Regions from separate parts of the Homo sapiens genome. Here region 1 is linked to region 2. Evidence: read pairs that join two places in POLR2A ChIA-PET (ENCODE). Cell type or tissue: CD4-positive, alpha-beta T cell. All regions are shown on one strand. Links, peaks and the distances in the headings refer to the core of each region. The heading gives the core; the rest is flanking DNA.

Region 1 (10,297 bases), core at 1,583-9,582, 260 kb after region 2:
CCCCTCCCATTACTTGAGGTTCCAGTATCAGTACGACTTTCTCTTTAGATGAACCTTCCCCATTTTGCTGACCCAGCTCCCATGCCCCACCCCAGATGATGCAGATTGAGGTATCAGTCCTTACTCCTCCCTCGAAGTCAGATCAGCCTCACTCTTCCTCCCCCAACCCCACAAACGAGACAACCTCTCATTTGATCTTCCTGCTGTGCTCCCTGCACTGGGCCAGTATGATCCTTCCCCAGGTCCAATTCTACAGAAGTGGTGCATCAGTACAAGGTCTGATATTGCCCAGGTCTGCTCTTCATATGCCTTCCTTCTTTTTGGTCCTGCAGTCGCCTTTTGAGCTGTTGTGTGGTCACTAGCTCTCAGTCTTTTACGTGATCTTCGTTGACTATTCTCCACCCTACCCCGCCTGTGATTTAGAAAACTCTCTCATGAGGTCCTCTCCCTGCCTCCCCGTCTCCAGCCGACCTGACCCTGGACCCTGGGACCGCACACCGCCGCCTGCTCATCTCCGCCGACCGCCGCAGCGTACAACTGGCCCCACCAGGGACGCCCGCGCCCCCTGACGGCCCCAAGCGCTTCGATCAGCTCCCAGCTGTGCTGGGTGCGCAGGGCTTCGGGGCCGGCCGCCACTGCTGGGAGGTGGAGACTGCGGACGCCGCCTCCTGCAGAGACTCTTCTGGGGAGGATGCGGACGACGAGGAGAGCCACTATGCAGTGGGCGCGGCCGGGGAATCAGTGCAACGCAAGGGCTGCGTAAGGCTGTGCCCTGCGGGGGCCGTGTGGGCCGTGGAGGGCCGCGGCGGCCGCCTGTGGGCCCTCACGGCACCCGAACCCACCCTGCTGGGCGGTGTTGAGCCCCCGCCGCGGCGCATTCGCGTGGACCTGGACTGGGAGCGGGGCCGCGTGGCCTTCTACGACGGCCGCTCACTCGACCTGCTTTACGCCTTCCAGGCGCCTGGCCCCCTGGGGGAGCGCATCTTCCCGCTGTTCTGCACCTGCGACCCTCGTGCTCCGCTCCGCATTGTACCAGCGGAAAGCTGAGTCTCGTCTCCAACTAGAAGTTTGGCCCGGCCACTGGCCCTGCAGCTGCTTTTTGGGGGTGGAATTCCCCACTCATTTCTGGGAACACATTCACACGCCCATTGCAGGAGTATTAATAGCAACCCACATTTTCGCCCCAAAATAATGAGACCTCACCTGGTCTCCACGTTTCCACGTCCCTGCTCAAAACCAAATCCATTCCTGCCTTCTGGCTCTCAGAATCTTCTCTCCCCTACAGCTACTACAGTACTTCCTGACTTCTCCCATTCAAACCATTCTAGGCCTGCAATGGGGAACAGGCCCTCCCCATCAGTATTGGTAAAGTGACCATGATTCCTACATAGAGGCTCTGCTGGTCAAATACTTGACTCCCACTCTTGCCACTCCTAGCTCCAGAAGGGCTCAGGGCCTTCCCCACAGATCTAAGGACTGGGCTACCCTGCCTGTCCACTGAGGTTTCTCCTAAAACAAGAGGCTTGACTCTGGTCTGGGCCCTGTGGCCCTCTGGGAAGCTTTGTACCTCTTTTGCAGGATCTGGGGGTGGGGAGGGACAAGCTAGTTCCCCAACCTCCTATGACTGCTTTCTATGCTCACAGCCTTTTTTCCATAAGAACCTTCTTGAAACTTCTCCCCGCACATACTCACGGAAAGGAACCAATGGTGCTATTTCCCCTCTCTCCTCCTCAACCTGGGAATACTTCAGACATCTCCAAACTCATCCTTGTGTATAGTCTCACACCCTTCCCCATAAGTATAAATGGGCCCATATTTAACACATTTTGTGATTTTGGGTTATTTATTTTGTGCATCTGTGGCAATAAATGAGATCTCAGTGGTGGTATGGATTTGACTGATCTCTGTAACTGTGTATGGCAAAAGGACCGGAAAATGAAAACCGGATCCCAGTAAGGGGTAGAGAGGGGCCAAGAGAACTGAACATCTGGGCTGCCGGAGAAATCAAAGTCTAGGAAGTAAGAGGTAAGAGTGTACTACAGGGGACATACCCCAATCTCTTTGCTCCCTCCCTCTTCCTTCCTCTCCCAGAGACCCAGGTCCCTGGGACTATATTGGATCTGTCTCTGAAGCTGAAAAACAAAAGGCAGAGGAGACAGTCGGCTCTAAGTGACCAATCTCAAGCCAGCTTTGTCAGAAATCCTAAATAACAGGAGAAGGGTGGGAAGAAAGGATATGATTATTTCTTATTCCATTTTCCATAAGAGGTGAGAATGACAAGGACCTCTTTTCTAACTCCTCTTGAGGGTGTGAGAAGGGTTAGCAGGAGGAGAAGGGCTGGGAGCTCTGAGGTCTCCTGTAAGACCTCATATCTCACAGGCAAGGACTAAGAATTAGGATTAAATATTTTAGTGGGATAGCTCTAAACCAGGATTAGCAAGCAAAGTTAGGGCGCAAATTCCTGGAATCTGACTGGGACCCTGGCAGTGAAAGCTGGGACTGTTGAAAACCCAATTTAAGTGTTCGCTACTCATGTTGAGAGTGCAGGGCCAAGATAACTAGATCCCAGGACAGGCAGTTTGGCAGTGAGAACAAAAGGAAGACACTGGGACCAAGGTGCCTAGATCCCTCGAGAGAGAAGGGTGGGTATTGGGAGGAAAAATGAGGACTGGGGAAACCCAGGAGGCTGGGTTCTGGAATAGCAGCAAGTCAGAATTTCAGGATCTCTGTTCGTCCTCCTCTTCCTCTTCCCTCTATCAGGCAGAAGAGAGGGAAGGAGGGGGCTGGAGAAGTAGCCACATGGATACATTTAGGGCCAGACAGACACAGGAATGCTGGAGGAGAGAGGGATTTAGTGCTGCATTGGCCCTGGAGGGGGCTGGGAAGGGTCAGGAGGCTGGGGAGGGGTGGTGGGGGTCGGTCCTAGGGTTGCACGACGCCGTCCTTTGCGGTGGCCACGTACACAGTGTGTATGACCACAGCCCTCTTCTTCCTCCTCATCACTTTCCGTGGAGCTCTCGCCAAAGGCCCGAGGTTTCTCATAAATACAGCAGCCTAGATTTAGAGGGAGGAGCCCAGTTAAAGAGGAGGAAGGGTAAGATATATAGTCAGTTCCATTCCCACTCAAACTCAGTGAAAATTCCTATTTTCTCCTACCTTCCAGGATCCAGCTTCCCCAGGCCCACCCTCTGGGACTCAGGCCCCACCCCTCTTGTCCTCTTAGAGAGCCACGAATTCAAAGCCCCACTTCTCCCACCTCTGACACTTCTTGCTGTCAGACCTAGGCAATTCCAGTTCTAGCCCTTCCCTACCTCTTTCCCTGATACCACAGCACCACCAAAAAAGTGACAGAACTATGAACATCTGGGGGCTTCTGGAAAGCCAGTGGATATGAGTAGATACAAGATATGCTGAAGGGAGCCAGAACTCCAGGGCTACTGCGGGCCAACAATTACTCACATTTGGATGAGCGGCGGCCCATGTGTTCATTGTCCACAGTGTCACTTGTCCATTCTACCTTTTTCTCTGGCTTCCGTTTCCGAAGTTTGATGGTAAGGCTCCGGTTCTCCTAGAAGGTTAAGGATGAGCATACCTATCTAGTCCCCTCTTACTAACCTTTCCCACTCCCTCCCAGGGAACCTCCTCTCTTTTCTTCTTTAGCTCAATCAGTACCATAGGCATAGCACCAGAGGAGCTGACAGAAGATAAAACAGAACAGGTCTTTTACCTCAGATAGTCCCTTGAGGAATAAGTATTATTTCCTGTTCTTATACCACCAGTATAAGAGAAGACACAATTCCTAACCTAGGAAAGGTCCCAGCAACTCTTCAAAGGAAAATATAATCCTTGCTGTTTCTCCGTCTTCCTCCCCAAATCATCCTTGGTAGTATTAATACATGAAAATTATTTTTCAGTCCCCAGCACCTAATCTTTGATCTCCCTTCCTTTTTCCAGATCCCCTATTCTTTTTCTCTTAAAAAAACAAACAAAACCTCTCTCATTCTCAAGCTCCAGCCCTCCCTACCTCTTATCCACCTATTCTCTGGCATCCTGGCATCTCTAGTAGCAAGTATTACTAATCTATTAATTACTAAACTTCCTTTAATCCAAGAGTATTAAGCCCAATGCAACCTTCTCCCTTTGAAGGCAACTTAACATGTTTTTGGATAAATACTTCTTGTTTCTCCATTTACATCTTTGCTCTCTGATTTCTCAAAATACCTCTTTTCATCTCCTTTTCTTGTTTCCTCATTCCTGCCACTTCCTTTTACATTCATCCATTCAATAAATATTTATTCGAATATCAATATTGATAATATTGATAAGTTGGCCTCCAACCATGCTTTCTTACACTACCTTTGATTTCCTCCCAACATCTTCCTGGCTCCTTAATCCTCAATTTCCCTTTCGTTTATTACTTACACACATAACCACCCCAAGCAGCAACACCTATATCCTAACTGTACCTCCCTATTACAAGTTCCTTGACCTGCCTCCTGCACCATCTCTGCCACTCCAAATAGCTCCAATACCTTCCGATTCTCCCAGCCCTAGATATTCAACCCCACACCTCCCATATCCCTAGGCCTAGCTCCTCCAACAACTCTTCTAATCCCTGTCCCCTCCCTCCCAGTATCTCCCAGACCCCTAAACAGCACCGCCCCCCCGCCTTTCTCACGGGCTCGGTTGTCACGGTAACCGTTGTCTCAGTGACGGTCTCGCTCAGCCCAGCCCCTGCCTCGGCCATGGCTAAGGCTCAGGACAGGGAGGAGAGGAGGAAGGGGGATGAGACACCCTTCCCTTTTTCTGTCGCTGAGGTCTAAGAGAAGCGGTATCGGATTCAGAGTGGTAGCCAGGATCCTCCACCTTCTTTATTCCCCCTCCTCCTGGGCCTCCGCTTCTCCACCCCTGGGGATAACCTGGCTAACCCCACTTCCGGCTCGCCGCTTCCGGGTGTGACGCATACTGCAGTCCCCCTTTTTCCCTTCCACGGCACCAAATGCGTCAAAGCGCAGGCGTCGCTGGATTAGTTCCGCCGTAACGTGACAGCGCGCAGGCGCTGAAAGAAAGAGAAACAAATTTGGCGGAAGGGGTGTCACTGCGGGTGTGGGTGGAGGAGGGAGAGTCTGGGGCAGCACGCGTACTCACAGCCTAGAGGAAGCAGGAGGGGCGCCCAGATGGGTATTGCCGGGCCAGACGCTGCAGAGTGGGTGTGGCGAGGGCGGAGTTGTGTGCACCAAGCTGAGTCCTGCTGCAGATTTCCGTTTGCCTTGTCTGGGTAGGTGGACCGGCGAGGAAGCTTAAGGAGCAATAGTAATGACCCTACCGTGGCCTATTTCCCTTTCCTTGTTTGGTCTGGGTTTCTCTAAAGAAAACGGGAAGTGGGAGCAGTTGGAAACACACTTAAGAGTCAAGCGATGTGGTTCTACCCCTCGCCCTGTGCCTGTAGGTGTTTGAGCAGTTCAGTTTAGTGCACGTTCAACGTCAGTTTTTTTCAGTCACTGTGCTACGCCTTGAAGATGGAGGCGCGTAAGACGCTCAGACCCTGCCTTTTAGCTCTAGTAGGAAAGACAGGCATGCTGAAAACTAACAAAAATATGAAACACTGGGGCATTAACAAATGCCATGTCTGATTTGTAAATCTGAATGTAGTTACATACTGCCAACATATTCGTTCTCTCTGGGGTGATGAGTAGGATGAAGCAGAGAAATGGTCGTAAATTACAGTATAGGCTATTTTATAAAAATATATGCACGTTTCTTAGAGAGCAAAAGAAAGTGGTAAAACAAGAACCAGGAAGGCCGACAAGTAGGTTTTTTTAGAAGAGCAGCTTAAAAAGTTGTAGATGTGTGCACTACAGGAAATGGAGTTTTGTACCGCTTGGATCTGAGGGAGTGCCAGATGAAGCTTGACAGGTAGGCAGTGGTTATATGGAAGAACCTGTATGCTTTGCTAAGAAATTAAGCTTAATCCAATCACTGTTATGGGCCAGAGAAAGGCTTAAAGTAGGGTAGAAACATGAACAGGTTTGTTTCAGATTTCAGGAGTGGGTCAGGAAAGTCAACTGCCAGAACAGTTCAAACGTACAGTGGGGAAGACTGCCCTGCCCATTCTCCAGGTTGCTGTGGGGGTCAAACAAGATAGCTATGTTTGAGAGCTCTGAATATATATAAAGGGCCACACAATTATATGATAATTATTACAGTAACCCCTTGATCACTATTTGAGCCAAGGAATGCGGGACCTGAGTATGCATTTGTTCCCCTTGAAAGTTTTTAGTTCAAACAGAAAAAAGCAAGATATAGTTCAGCATGTCTAGTCCATTAAAAAAACCAAACACATATATAGCAACACACATATACAGAGCCACATACATATACACAAGCACAGATATACAGTATAATTTGGTTATCTCTGTGGAGTAGGATTCCTTGTGACTTTACTTTTTTCTTTCTTTCTATGTAAGAATCTATTATAATAGATATACAATTCATCCTTGAACAACATGGGGGTAAGGGGTGCTGACCCTCTGAACAGCCAAAAATCCATATATAACTTTTGACTCCCCCAAAACTTTACTGTTGACCAGATGCCTTACCAATAACATAAACCGTTGATTAACACATATTTTGTATATGTATTATATACTTATAATACATATAATCTTACAATCAAGTAAGCTAGAGAAAACATTATTAAGAAAATCATAAGGAAAAGAAAATATATTTACTATTCATTAAGTAGAAGTGGATCACATTTTCATGTTGAGTAGGCTCAGGAGGAGGAAAAGGAGGGCTTAAATGTGCTGCTATCTTATGGGTCTCAGAAGTAGAAGAAAATCCACATATATGTAGACTCAAGCAGTTCAAACCTGTGTTGTTCAAGGGTCAACTGTGTATTGTATTTATCTCAATACTAATAAAATACTCACCTATAGTGATCACTTAGTGGCATTACTTAGTATCAGATTTTTTGTTGTCCAAATTTATATGCTAAAGAGATCTGGTTAAAATTTCTGTTAAATGTCTCACTATCCAAATTCCTAGTTTTTCTTAACCTAAACTCAGGAACCAAATAGATTTAAATAGTATGGCAATACTTACAATTGCTTTTTGTTTATATTAGCCTCATTCCTGACTCTACTTTTTTGTCCTAATTTTTCCCCCTTTTCTTTTTCATATAAATATATCTCTGGAAACTCATTTAAATTCCTTTTGGAATAAGACAGATTATAAGTAACATACATATGTCAGGGTCTTATAGAAAAATATAACTTTAATAAGGAAATTCAACTAAGGGTAGGAGTACTCCAGGAACAATGGTAATCCCCACATGATGATCTGATTCTCTTCTGGGAGCAAAACATTGCAACCAGACAGGATGGACAAGGCATCTAAAAACCCAGTATCCTTCACCTTCCGAAAGGAGGGAGGGACTGTAGAGTTGCCCAGGAAAAAGGTCAAGAGTCTTCCTTCTCCTGGAACCTATGAGGAAAGAAAGGACTTGTTATATTCACCAAAAGATGAGTTTCTAGTAGTATAAGATAAGATATGCAATCAAATAATCAAGGAAGGACTTTTATTTATGACATCATTGAGGACTGGCTCCCCTAAACAAACTTCCAATTCTAATTCCAAGACAACTAAAAATTCTGGGATTAAAAATATATCCAATGAGTTATAACCTCAAAGCAAAGATTTCTTAGGACACAGAAAGCACTAGCTGTAAAAGAAAAAAAAAAGGATAAGCTGAACCTTATAAAAACTTAAAACTTCTGCTCATTTAAAGAGGGTTAAGAAAATAGGCAAGCCACACGCTGGGAAAAAAAATCTTCTTTTTATTTAAAAAAAATTTTTTTTTTTTTGGTAAAATGACAACCAGTGATAGGAAAAAAATACTTTTAAAAGATATATCTGACTATGAATATTTTTAATCCTTTGATGAGATGGCAAGAAAGTAAAGGCAATCTGCACACTGGTTAAAAGTTCTGTAAAACCAGAAATCCAGACAGGGAAGTTAAAACTAATGTCCCTATGAAACGTGACAGTGACACTATGGTGCCCTTTATACTGTTTTGACAGTCACTGGAAGCATAGGAAATGAGGGACAAAATGTATAAGGTCTGATAGGAGATCCCGTGCATAAATTTGGGAACTGCAAAAGGCTGCCCTTTCTTGTAAAAGTGAACAAGAAAAGAAAAAATTCAACTCTATAGAAGGGGAATTTGACTGTCTCAGTAGGTAGAAAGAGAGAAAACTCTCTCCTGAGAATTTCTAACTGTAAGCTAGCCCTTACATGGATTTGCAGCTCAAATTCATACTATCTGTCTGCTCCAAAAAACATGAAGCCAAGAATTTATTTAAAGTAATTCCAGCTTGATAGTGCTTCAAGGCACCTAGAAAAGAAACACAAATGCTGAGAATACAGCACTCGCCCAAGGCCTCAAAGAATTCCTACAGTTCAAGTTCTAAAAAACTCGAATTTATAGTCAAAAATCACAAAACAAAGAAAAAAAGCACTATGAGAGAGACAGCAGAAACAAAAGACAGCAGCATCAGACACACAAAATCCGCAGATATCAGAATTATAAGACATAGAATATAATAACCATATTTAATATTTTAAATATATATTTAAAGAATAATAAAAGGAACAATTTAAAATATGATTAAAGAACTGATAATTATTTAAAAATTAAGGAGATTTGAAAAGTAATTAAATAGAACTCAAAATAATAACAATAGTAAAAAATAATAATACTTGAAATAAACTGAAGACAGAATTAGTGACATGGAAGAGGGACCTGAAGAAATTACTCAGAAGGTGGCATAAAGAGAACAGCAATTGAAAATATGAAAAGAAGGTGAGAGAAATGGAGGACAGAAGAGAGAAACCTCTTTCTAGTAACTAATTCGAGGTCCAGAATGTGAGGACTGAGAACATGGGGGAAAGAGAATATTAAAAGAGATGATGGCTGATAATTTTCCAAGGTTGATGAAAAAAAAGTCCACTCTCAGTTTCAGAAAGTCCAACAAATCCCAAACAGAATAAAAGAAAATCGTATTTTGATATACTATAGTGACTGCAGAACACCAAAGACAAAAATGAGGTCTTAAAAGCATTCAGAAAGCCCATGTTCTCTAAGTCATGTGTGACTAATTCTCTCCAAAGAAAGCTACCTTGACTGCGGTTGAAGACTGCAGTATAAGATGCTGACCACTAAACAATACCTGCTTCTTATGTTGTTTTTTTTTTCTTCATTTCCTTTTAAATATCCTAAAAGTAGGTCAGGCGGGGTGGCTCATGCCTGTAATCCCAGCACTTTGGGATGCTGAGGTGGGTGGATCACTTGAGCTCAGAAGTTCAAGACCAGCCTGGGAAACATAGAGAAACCCCATCTCTACTAAAAATACAAAAAAAAAAAAAAAAAAAAAAAAAAAAAGCCAGGCGTGGTGGCATGTGTCTGTGGTCCCAGCTACTTTGGAGGCTGAGGTGGGAGGATTACCTGAGCCCAGGAGGCGGAGGTTGCAGTGAGCCAAGATTGCCTCGCTGCACTCCAGGCTAGGTGACAGAGCGACACCCTGTCAAAAAAAAAAAAAAAAAAAAAAAAAAATCCTAAAAGGTTTATTTCACTGGTTATAAAAAGGTTTAAAAAAGTGTAACTTAAAAAAATAAAAAACAACTACAAATCTCCCTATTACCAGAACTGCACAGAAATAAGGGATGGGACCAAGGGAAACGGCCATTTCGTACAAAAAAATAAATCACTGGATTTGTTTAGTTAGCAAACAGACTGAGCAGAGGGAGGGGAAAGAATACTCACTTGCAGTTGGTACAGGTGTAGAAGACAGTTTGCCCTTCATCGGCTGAACGCATCTGTCTGGTGTGGTATGCCATTCCTTCATGACCACATCGAGGGCAGCGCCTGTCAACCTGGGAAGAAACTGGTGGGTTAGGGAGGCCTGGTCATATCCCCTTACTTCCCACAGGAATCAGGCGATCACGCCTCTCAAACGTCGATGGTTTACATCTCTTTTCCCTCTTGGAATTGGGCACAAAACTCTCCAGAGCTTTGCAATCACTCCTCCATTTCTTTCCTACCCACCTTATGGAGCCAGTTCTTGATCTCATTAGCTTACCACAGGTCCCTGGCACTCAGGCCCTTCCTCCACCGACATAGGCATGGCTGTCCCCAGTTGGTGGAACACAACCGAAGTCTTCACAACCTTCCCCTCAAAGTCTGCACAGGCAAGTAAGAACTGGTTATGGAGACAACCAGAGAGAGCTGACACCGGA
Region 2 (10,297 bases), core at 1,294-9,293:
AAATCATATCACCAAGAGCTAAGCTACTTATGGTATTTCAATCATATTGGCACACATCCATCTCAGTCTGAATTTGTATTTATGGCGTTGCTGATAATGACACATATAGGGGCAAGCATATAACCAGCTACACTGTAAAGTCGTTCAGGGTAGTCATGCCCAAATATTACATACCACATTTTATCATCAATTATGTTTCATTATATTATATTTGGACATGATAGACTCTTTAAAATTTAACATTATGCACATAGGTTATATTACCTGTAATTTTCAGTTCAGCATAATTACAAATTATTTTTTAAAGGGGCATTGAGTCTGATGAGGGAGAAGGAGGGAGAATTCAAATGGTCACAAGAGGAATGTTGGTGGTAGTTTTGGAGACCACTGAAATGACAATTTACAGTTTAAAAAACAGGACAGTTCTGTTCAAGCATTTAGAAGGTTTTAAAAAGGTATATTTCTCTCTCCATCCTTTACCTTCAAGAAGGTGATCAACATGAAGAAGAAAGTTAATGACTAGCAATAAGCACCATTTTCATATTTTTAGGTTTCTTGGAAGGCCTCTAAAAGAACAAAAAACTTTAAAAGTTCACATTTCTAACCAAAATTGGTTCAAATTTTAAAATTTCAAATGCTTACTTTGCTAAAATGTATAAGGCACTAAGGTAATAATACTTGCTTTCTGATGAAATGTTATCATTCATTTAAAAATTCATGTTTCTATGAATCAAAACTTGGATTTAGCTTCTGGTGATCTCTACATGTCAACTCTTAAAAACTCATTACTTCTTCGGGAAACCTTTAATGAGGCCAAATTTCTATGTTGTCTTCTTATGAACTTGCAGCTGTGCATTTTGTGCCATTACTTATTTTCTCCACTTAACTTTAAGCTCAAGGAGGGCAGGAACTGTGTTTTTGCTCATCATTGTTCCCCAGTGTCAAATACCGGGTTTGGCCTAAACCAGGAGCTTAACAAATATTTACTGATTCACGAAGAACTAGTATTCCTGGTTTTGCCACTTACTGGCTTTATGATCTTGGACTAGTCACTTACCCAAGGTCCATTTCCTTCTGTGTAAGCTGAAGGTAATAATACCTACCTTAAAGAATATCTAGGTTTACCCCTACATCTTACTAAAGATGGCCTCAGGATTTCCTTCTGTCTCTTTCTCGTAGCTTTTCTATGTCTCACTTATCCCAATTTGGCCTGAACTCTAAGACCCTAACAACCCTATAAATCTGGAATGTTACGGATACCTAATGAATTAATGCATAGGACTCAATTCTAGTTATTTTTGCTACAAATGATAATTGTTCACTGTTCAATGGAAGACAGACAGACACCAAAATACCATGCTACAAATAAGGCAATGCTATAAAAGAGGTGCAAAATTGTATGAAAATTAAGAATGTTAATTTCTGAAGGGTCAGGAAAGGCTGCATAGGAAGTGGCTTTCATCCCGCCTGAGAGATGAATAAGATCCTATGGTGGAGGATGGGGAGGGGGAGAACATTCTAGCATATGTAAGCTTACTTGAGTTTTAAGAATGTGGTCCTAATGTCATTAGATAGTTCTTCTGAGACTCTTGGTCAGCTCCTTTTCCCTTTCTCCCCAGTGAATCTTCCATATTCTCCTCTCTTCAAGTCCTCTAAGAAACTCCCATCCCTGCCTTCTCAGCAGAAAGCCTCCTTTGCTGCTTTAACAAAAAAAGGAGACCAAGAGGCACGAACTCTCTCAGCTCACCAGATGTAAGATATTCTGTCTGTTCTTCATCTCTTAAATCCCTCTTAATACTTAATTCATGACAAGTAATTTAAGTACAATGTTTAATGACAATCAAGCCTAATAAAATGCCATCATTTTTGAGAGAACTACATTGTTCTTTTTTTTTTTGTTTGTTTTTTTTGTTTGTTTGAGACAGAGCCTTGCTCTGTTGCCCAGGCTGGAGTACAATGGTGTGATCTTGGCTCACTGCAACCTCCGCCTCCCAGGTTCAAGCAATTCTCCTGCCTCAGCCGCCCAAGTCGCTGGGACTACAGGCATGTGCCACCATGCCCGGCTAATTTTTTGTTTTTAGTAAAGACAGGGTTTCACCATGTTGCCCAGGGTGGTCTCAAACTCCTGAGCTCAAGCAATCTGCCCACCTTGGCCTCCAGAATTGCTGGGATTACAGGTGTGAGCCACCATGTCCGGCGAGAACTGCATTTTTCTAATGAACCGGAACTGGTGGATTAAATAGTGTACAGTTAATTCCCTCATAGGCAAATACCCTTCAGAGCAGCCTACATGGGATTGCCTGCCTTTACCTTGAGCTCACCAGGCTTCTTCTCCTCAGAGGACTTGCAGCGAGTGATCTCCTGCAGCTTCTGTTCCAGGGGCTCCAGACACTTCTGCAGTTTTTCCTGAGGGGTAGGGAGGAAGTGGGAGAGGTGACATTTGGGGTTGACTGGTATACCTACCATTCAGAGATTAAACCATTTGTTTTAAACCATTTATTTGCTTCCTAGCCATCTTACTGCCTCTTGATCTGACTTCCTTCCTTGCCTGTCATTTGGGATGTCAACTTTCTACAGTCCCTCCTCCTGCCACTAGCCTGTCCACATCACCTTCTCTGCTCACCCAACTGTCCTTTTACTGAATCTGAGATAGCTGTCATCAACTCTGTGTCCTTTCTCAACTCTTTCCATTTTCTTACTGAGGCAACTGCCTATTACCATCCAAGCAACCTTCTGTACCCTAATATCTCTCTTTAAACCTGTCCTCCCATCCACCTCTGTCCACCTACAATAAAAACATGGTTATTATACTGTAAGTTACCTGAAATCTTGTTTTCAAGAGTAACATAACTAAGCAAAGTATATGATAAAATGCTAACACATTCATATCTCTGTTCCCTTTATTCAAACATTTTCCTTTGTCTCAGCAGTAAGTTAAATGATATGCCATGTTACCCATTACCTAGAGAAGCTGCAAACAATTGAATGGTTCAGCTTAGTCCGGTAGGTATCAGTCTCAAGCGATATTACCTATGCCCAATAACCAGTGTGAAAACAAGGAGCATTCTGAGCAGGCAGGCAGAATGAAGAAACCAGACTACTTTTCAGTTCTTCCTAAGTTTAATCTTTTCCATGTGGTTTCATTCATTTATGAAAAATATGACCACACATACCAATATTCACCCATAAGACTCACATGTATTGCAAAAGTCAGAGAGAAATTTTAGGGCACTTCTCACCATTGCTCTTTTTCAGGCTAGAGGACAACTGATCACACATACTGTGTGCCCCTGCATATGCAGCTCTGAGAATACAAAGTGAGTAGTAGGAGCTTACGATCTCTACCTAGGGAGTATCTCATCCTCTGCCGCTTCTCCCTTTTTACCCACACTGACATCGTGTGTCTGCTTCCCCACCTTGTACTCCTGTGTAGCATCGTCCAGTGGCACAACGGTGTGGGCCCGGTGGGTGTGGGAAATTGCACATATCAAGCATACAGCCTCCTGGTCCTCATAACAGAAAAGGCTGAGGGCCTCATGGTGTTGGGGGCAGAGGCTCTCATCCCGGATCTTCCGCTTGACGGCCTGGAGCTGCTTGGCAATTTCCACCATACTGCCTAGTTGCCGATTAGGTCGGAGACTGCGGTAGCGGGATGTCTTTCGACAGACAGGACAAGGGAAGTCCCTCTCTAGGTCCTCCCACCAGCGGGTGATGCAAGCTTTGCAGAAGTTGTGCCCACACTCAATGATGACAGGTTCCTTCAGATACTCCAGGCACACAGAGCAGCTCGCCTCCACCTGTAAGTTCTCCAAAGCCGCAGCTGTAGAGGCTGCAGAGGCCCCAGCCTCTAACAGACTTGTCTCTGCCATAATTTAACTTGGGAGTGGGGAAGAGGACAGAGAAAATAAAAATATTAATTGGAGGTTTTTTCTTTTTTTTTTTTTTGCATCCCTGACCCGACATTTATCCCTATGTTAAGTCCTAACTCCAGATTTGCCCCTTCTTGTTATTCTCCATCTTCTCTTCCAATCAATTCAACCTCTTTGTTTCTCCATTTTCAAAACTTGTGACTCCCAGCCATCAACCTTTTTTTTCTTGTTAGTAAACTGACACACAACCCCCAATTGATCTATCTTGTCTCTTACCTCTGCTTTCTCTTGTTAGAAAGAGAAGCTTCCTTCAACTCTAGCTCAGCATACTTCTCCTGATCCAGGCTCATTCCACTTATATCTTAGAACCAATAGTTCCAGACACTGTATCCTCGTTTGACATACGTTTCTAACAGACAAGAAAGGAATCTGAGAAGTAAAAAAGTCATAAAAATATTAACATTTCTTAAATTAACCATATTTTAAAGTTTAATGTTATAAGAGCTTTATGATTAATCCACTGGAGTCTAAGCTTGATTCTCTGACACTGTTCTCTCATTCTTCTAAATCACAATATCCAACCTTTTGGCTTCCCTGGGCCCACTGGAAGAAGTGTCTTGGGCCAGACATAAAATACATTGACACTAATGACAGCTGATAAGCTTAAAAAAAAAAAAGTCCATGCATAACTTTTGTTCTATCACCACCACAGAAGGTCCATGCATAATTTTTATCAGCCACCACAGATAAGCAAAGAGAGTCCTCATATTGAAAGGGTTAGATACCACTGCTCTAAAGGCTAACAAATGGAATGAATGAGGCAAAGGCAACCTCCTCTTTTCAGGAAAATCTGAAATTATTCTTCCTTTTATCCATCAGACTAGCCTAAAGGAAATCTGCTCTCTTCTTGGAATGACATTTCACGCAACATTCCATTTCTCTTGTGTTCATCTGGACACTCAGAACTGCTGAAAACTGATAAATTATGGCAACCATATTAAATATTGCTGAGCTCAGGCCAACGACTTCTTGAAAAGAGAGCAACGAGTCTATTTGTAGTGACTGGAATCTTTCAATATAGCTATTGATAACTAACACCCTGGGCATAGTGTGTCTCCAACTTATAGGTCCTGGAGTGGTTGCGAATTAAGAGACACAAAAGAGGCAATGAGATCTCCCTCAAGCGCAGCCTCAGAAGAATTGGAAATGCATAGGAGAGATTTATAAAACACAAGGCTGGCCCCCTACTCCATCCTTAAAACATCCATACTTTTAGCCATGGGTAAGTTGATTTAACTATCCCCATAACCTTTTCTCCTCCCGACCCCCATCCTTCTCCAGGGACCTACTGGAAGGAAGGAAATTTGGTAGATCTATGTGCTGAGAGATAAGTGGCCATGTAATGAGGTAGGTTAACAACAATTGTTCCTGTATATATTGTTGGCACACACAAATGTGTTTGATTTGGAGTAGGAACTGATAACTTCTTTGGATTTGAATTTCTTCTGTCAGCAATAGGAGAGAAGTTCAGTCAGATGATTTCTATCTGTGGGAATCCAACTTTGACTTGTGGTGATCCTACCCCTTCCTCAGTCTTTTACAAATTAAGTGGCCTCCTCACCTGAGACGAGTAGAACTGTATGCACAGTAAGGCACCAGGACGGATCTAGACTGGCAAAGAAGTGGTGAGAGAAATGGGGAAAGGGTTAGGGAAGAAGGGAGAGGACTCTCAACTACAGTCATAGTGAGACCTTGAGTGCCTCTGCGTTAGTCCTTCCTCTTCCTCTACTCCTTGTGTCTCAGCTGAAGGGCAAACTTCAGGGACAATCTCATTTTGTTTCTACCACTGTTCAGGGTCCCACCTTGCGACCCTCTCCTGAGAGGTTGTCCACAACTCTGTCCCACCCCCGTTCTCCATCTTCTTCCGCCAGATCTGGGGCTGGGGCATTGGAGAGGGGAAAGAGGAAACGTCGTGGCTGGCAGGGTAGGAAGGGATGCGTGTCCAGGTGAGAAAGAGGTGTGACGTGCAGATGGGATGCCCGCCGCTATGACGCTGCCGAGACCCGCGGTGACTGCGTCAGAGTTTCACCCGGGGAGGTGAGCAGCAGCGGGACGGGGGAACGGCGGGGTAGCCAAGCAACGCCGGACGCGCTGACGTCGCCGGGGCGGCAAAACGTCCGCCCGGGCCCGAGGCGGGCGGAGGCAGCTGTGGTTACGTGCGGGGGGCCGGTGACGCAGTCGCGGGGCGCTGGGACGCGGCTTGCGGAGCCGGCCGGCGAGCGCAGGCCCCAGGCTCGGGCGCGGCGGCGGGACAGCACCTACCTTCCCGGCTTCGGGTCCGGGAGTGCGGGGCGCGGAGCCGCCGGAGCGCTGCCTCCCTCCTTCCTCCTCCCCTCGCCCCCGCCCCGCGGCGCGACACACAATACTCGCCGGAAGCGGAAGCCGCGCCGAGGCTCGTGTCAGTGGAAGCTGGGGTGTCGGCGGGCGGCCGCGGCCGGGTCTAGCGGTGCCTGCGGAAGAAGGAGGAGGAGGGCTGGCGATGAGAAGCAGCAGGGGGAATCAAGGGCAAGAAGGGACCCAGAGGGGCAGGTGGCTGAGATGCTGGCGTCCAGGTGACCCGAGGAATCCTCTGGAGATACAGGCCCGCGCATGCGCGTGCTCGAGCGCTGAAGCCCATTGCCCGCAGGGCGCTGGACTGGCGCCCCGGCCGGCGAGGCTGTCTAGTCCAGGCTCCAGGCCCCGGCTCTGGCCAGGCGCCGCCGCCTCCCGGTGCAGCTGAAAGTCGACGAAGAGGGCGGGGCGGGGGCGGCTTGTGGACTTCCACACTTTTCCTCTCTTCGGGCCAGTCTGGGGAGAGGGTGGCTAGCTGTGGCGGCGGCCAATTACGTGGCGGACCTGCGGGGCTAAGCTGGCACGTCACTTCCGACTAGTGGAGTTTTTAGCCTTTTAACATTCAAGGATTAGGTAAGTTCTCCCCGCGGTAGACTTCAAATACTCTTTGTCCTGCCCCTGCTTGGCGAAATTTACCGAAATTATCTACCTATCCCGCTGGAGTGGGAGCCGGGGGAGAGCTGGAACCGCGTCTCTGCTGCTCACCTTTGTGTCCTTAGCTCCTTCGCATGGGGTCCGACCGCAACACGTGCGCTGGATAAACGCTTGTTAACTGGGTGAGAGCCAAGGCCTGTTCTTTCCACTTCTGGGGCTGTGACTTGAGTTTCTCCGCAGGAGCAGATAGTGTTTGTGTAGGGACTGCGGACTTTTGCATTACAGCCTCCCTGCTTTGCCCGCCTGCTGCTGGAAGCTTAGCAGGTCAGTGATTTTGGAGGAAGTGGGTGAGGTGATGAGGCTGGGGAAGAGTATGCTGGGAGAGGTGTGAGGGGCCCGGGAAGAGGTGATGGGGCTGGGGAGGGGCTAGTAGTGGGTAGAGGTGTGAAAAGGCTGAGGAGGAGGGGTTAGTGCTAGGAGGGGTGTGACACGGCTGGTAGAAAAGATAGCTTGCTCCGCCTCCCCGCCGCCAGCACTAGTCATGGAGAATATTCATTGAAAGAGATGAGCAGATTTTGCTGTACTCTCCTCGGTGAGAAAGGGCCCTAATTTCCGGTGTAAATTGTGCTGCTGTTTACAAACACCCTGCATTATTTAACCTCTCATCTTGGGAGCCAGAAACTATTTACTTGCTGAAAATATAATCCAGTATCTAAGGTATAAAGATTTGGGATCACACATGCTAATTACAGTTGTCTACCTTTACTGTTCCTTTTTTTGTGCCAAGAATTGAAGAAGATTAAATTTGAGAAAATTACATTTGATACCTTTTTTCACATTGCTATGTAGCCGTTAGGGATTTTAGCAGCAGCACTTGTTCTAATTCACAAGATGTCTCACTTGTAAGGGTAGTTTGAAAGCCACTAACTGGGCAGTGAGCCTCCTTAGCCGTGGCTTCGGAGGGAGAGAGAGATTTGGTTTTGATTTGTTAATTTGTGGCGCTTAAGATGTTGATAGCCCTCCTTTCTGGCTTTCTGTTTGTAGATAACCAGGAGGAATGTGATTAGACTAAGGAAATTAACAAGAGGAGGTCCAGTTCTAAGGACTGTGAAGAATGTGCTTGCCTAGAGACTGATATTAAGGGGATTTTATGCTGAATATGGAAGGAAAAAAGGGAGACTGTCTAGGTAAAACTATAAAATTATGAAGCGCAAGTAGTATGACATATAACAGGGCTTGGCAAATCTTTGCTGTAGAGAGCCAGAGAGGACATCTTTTTGGCCTTGTGGTCCATACTCAGCTTTCTCCTTGCAGTATGAAAACATCATTAGACAGTACTAAATGAAGGCTGGGCGCGGTGGCTCACGCCTGTAATCCTATCACTTTGGGAGGCCGAGGCGGGTGGATCACCTGAGGTCAGGAGTTTGAGACCAGCCTGGCCAACATAGCGAAACCCTGTCTCTACTTTTTAGTAGAGACAAAAATTAGCCGGGCGTGTGGCGCGTGTGGCGCGCACCTGTAATCCCAGCTACCTGGAAGGCGGAGGCAGGAGAATGGCTTGAAAGCAGGAGGCAGAGGTTGCAGTGAGCCGAGATCTCGCCACTGCACTCCAGCCTGGGCGACAGAGCGAGACTCTGTCTCCAAAAACAAACAAAAGCTAAATGAGCATGGCTGTGTGTCAATGAAACTTTATTATGGATGCTAAAATTTGAATTTAATAACATTTTCAAGTGTCATTAAATACTCCCCTTGGATTCTGGCCCTCCCTCCCCAGTCATTTAAAAATGTAAAAACCATTCTTAGCTTTTGACGTATACGAAGACAGATAGTAGACCGTAGTTTGCCGACTCCGGACAGGATAATAATGAAATATCCGGTATTTTTCAAGCGATAGTAATTGGGAGAGAGTGAAAACAAGCTATAATCTCTTAATTTCATCTGTCTGTTTACCACAATAATAAAGGGGATCTGAATTCTTAACACAAATTTGTTATGGCCTTTGAAAGTTGCCAAGATTTATGAATGTACGTATATTCTCTAAACAAGAAAAGGTATATTCCTTGTTTAAAAAGGATTACAGTTCAAGAAAAGTGGAATAACACCGAGTTTTGATGTTGATTTATACCAAAGGATTTTCAACACAGGAATATGCAAAAATGAACTGTAATAATGGGATGTAATTAAACAAATTTTAAATATACATTTTTAATATTTTTATATCAATAAGGGAAAACAGAAGCAATCTTGAAATGACTGAGTCATATAGAGCAAATGGGCATATAAGCAGTGTAGGTAGGAAACTGGTTGAGGTCAGATATGATGAGATGGGAGGGATGAAGGCGGGGTTTAATTGTCCAAGACTTGTGAGATTCTTACTCATGAAAAGGCAATATATCTAATCCCCCTCCATTTTTTTCATTTTTTATTATGAAAAATTTCAAACATAGAGACAGTCTTCAGCTTGCTTTTTATACTTTATAGTGGCTTTTATTGTTCCAGTTTGGTGACATAGAGCTACCTCACTCTTTTTAAAGTCTGCATTATTCATTTTGTAGACATGTGATTTATTCAACAATTTTGAGTAGACATTTAAGGTTCTTTCCACATCTTATTAAATAAAGGCTGTCGAGAACATCCTTGTACATATCTCTTTAGATCGTCGTGCCATTATATTAGTAGGATAAATTTCTGGAAGTTTGGCTGCTGGGTTCGAAGGCATGGAAATTTAAAATTCTATTAGATTTTTACAATTATCTTTCCGTAAGTGCCTGGCAAGGTGTCAGAGCCCTGGCACCGGGAAGTGGTCAACTCGCAGGTTGGTAAAATGAATTTACCATACCTACAAACAGTATAGGTTTGAAAAAAGGAAAGTTTATTAGAAAGGAAGAACTGAAACAGCCTTTGCAAAATGATGACTGAGACAGTGAAAGAAATCTAACGTAACCGACTCCATCTTGCTTCTAAGCTCCAAGCTGTTCTTGTTCATTCCTGGGCGTAGGCTGAACTAACTTTGGGAGAAACTTAGTTTATAAACAAAGAGGGTAACAGCCCTTTCCCAAAGCAGACTTCCTTCTTGTCTGAGGACTAGACTAACATTAGCCACAGGATTAGAATTTTTGGTTTAGTAGTCATGCAGCTGGAGGCTGCAAGATTCTGACCCTCCCTAAACTGCTCCTGTGATCAGTGCTTGAGGTATTTTGCAGACCCCGTACTTGATGGGTCAGCTGGCACTACCCACATCAATAAACTGGCTCTTTTTTTTTTTTTTTTTTTTTTTGGAGACGGAGTCTTGCTCTTGTCGCCCAGGCTGGAGTGCAAATGGCACGATCTCGGCTCACTGCAACCTCCGCCTCCCGGATTCAAGTGATTCTCCTGTCTCAGCCTCTCGAGTAGCTGGGATTACAGGCACCTGCCATCACGCCTGGCTTTTTCTGTTTGTTTTT

What was found. ChIA-PET counts read pairs that join two places held together with the same protein. Peaks named below come from ENCODE experiments on the same cell type or tissue, not always from the same donor. Only the 100,000 strongest peaks of a DNase experiment are listed, where the experiment ranks them.
Region 1: POLR2A ChIA-PET joins it to region 2 with 15 read pairs; 8 of 35 experiments call an interaction of 5 or more read pairs at or near these places.

The regions. Positions count from the first base shown.
Region 1 is chr6:30,061,861-30,072,157 of GRCh38, reverse strand. POLR1H (RNA polymerase I subunit H) reads right to left here. Exons shown (of 4, transcript NM_170783.4): 2 at 10,141-10,241; 3 at 9,825-9,934; 4 at 7,251-7,485. The coding sequence ends at 7,461. It overlaps PPP1R11 (protein phosphatase 1 regulatory inhibitor subunit 11), which reads right to left and starts at 4,960. Exons shown (of 3, transcript NM_021959.3): 1 at 4,679-4,960; 2 at 3,460-3,568; 3 at 1,825-3,054. The coding sequence starts at 4,747. The coding sequence ends at 2,852. RNF39 (ring finger protein 39) reads left to right here. Exons shown (of 4, transcript NM_025236.4): 4 at 467-1,888. The coding sequence ends at 1,047. RefSeq lists an enhancer at 10,134-10,297. In CD4-positive, alpha-beta T cell, for the core only: no CTCF peak of the experiment used is centred there; DNase peaks (open chromatin) are centred at 5,087, 5,877 and 9,187; H3K4me3 peaks cover 1,978 bases; H3K27ac peaks cover 1,865 bases; H3K27me3 peaks cover 105 bases.
Region 2 is chr6:30,322,890-30,333,186 of GRCh38, reverse strand. It overlaps TRIM39 (tripartite motif containing 39), which reads right to left and starts at 6,260. Exons shown (of 8, transcript NM_001369521.2): 1 at 6,192-6,260; 2 at 4,146-4,298; 3 at 3,417-3,876; 4 at 2,311-2,406. The coding sequence starts at 3,869. TRIM39-RPP21 (TRIM39-RPP21 readthrough) reads right to left here and starts at 3,876. Exons shown (of 10, transcript NM_001199119.1): 1 at 3,417-3,876; 2 at 2,311-2,406. The coding sequence starts at 3,869. It overlaps HCG17 (HLA complex group 17), which reads left to right and starts at 7,053. Exons shown (of 5, transcript NR_052012.1): 1 at 7,053-7,178. It overlaps HCG18 (HLA complex group 18), which reads left to right and starts at 6,031. Exons shown (of 3, transcript NR_102327.1): 1 at 6,031-7,036. RefSeq lists enhancers at 3,144-4,343, 7,581-8,224. In CD4-positive, alpha-beta T cell, for the core only: no CTCF peak of the experiment used is centred there; DNase peaks (open chromatin) are centred at 5,976, 6,296, 6,756, 7,326 and 2 weaker places; H3K4me3 peaks cover 2,930 bases; H3K27ac peaks cover 3,086 bases.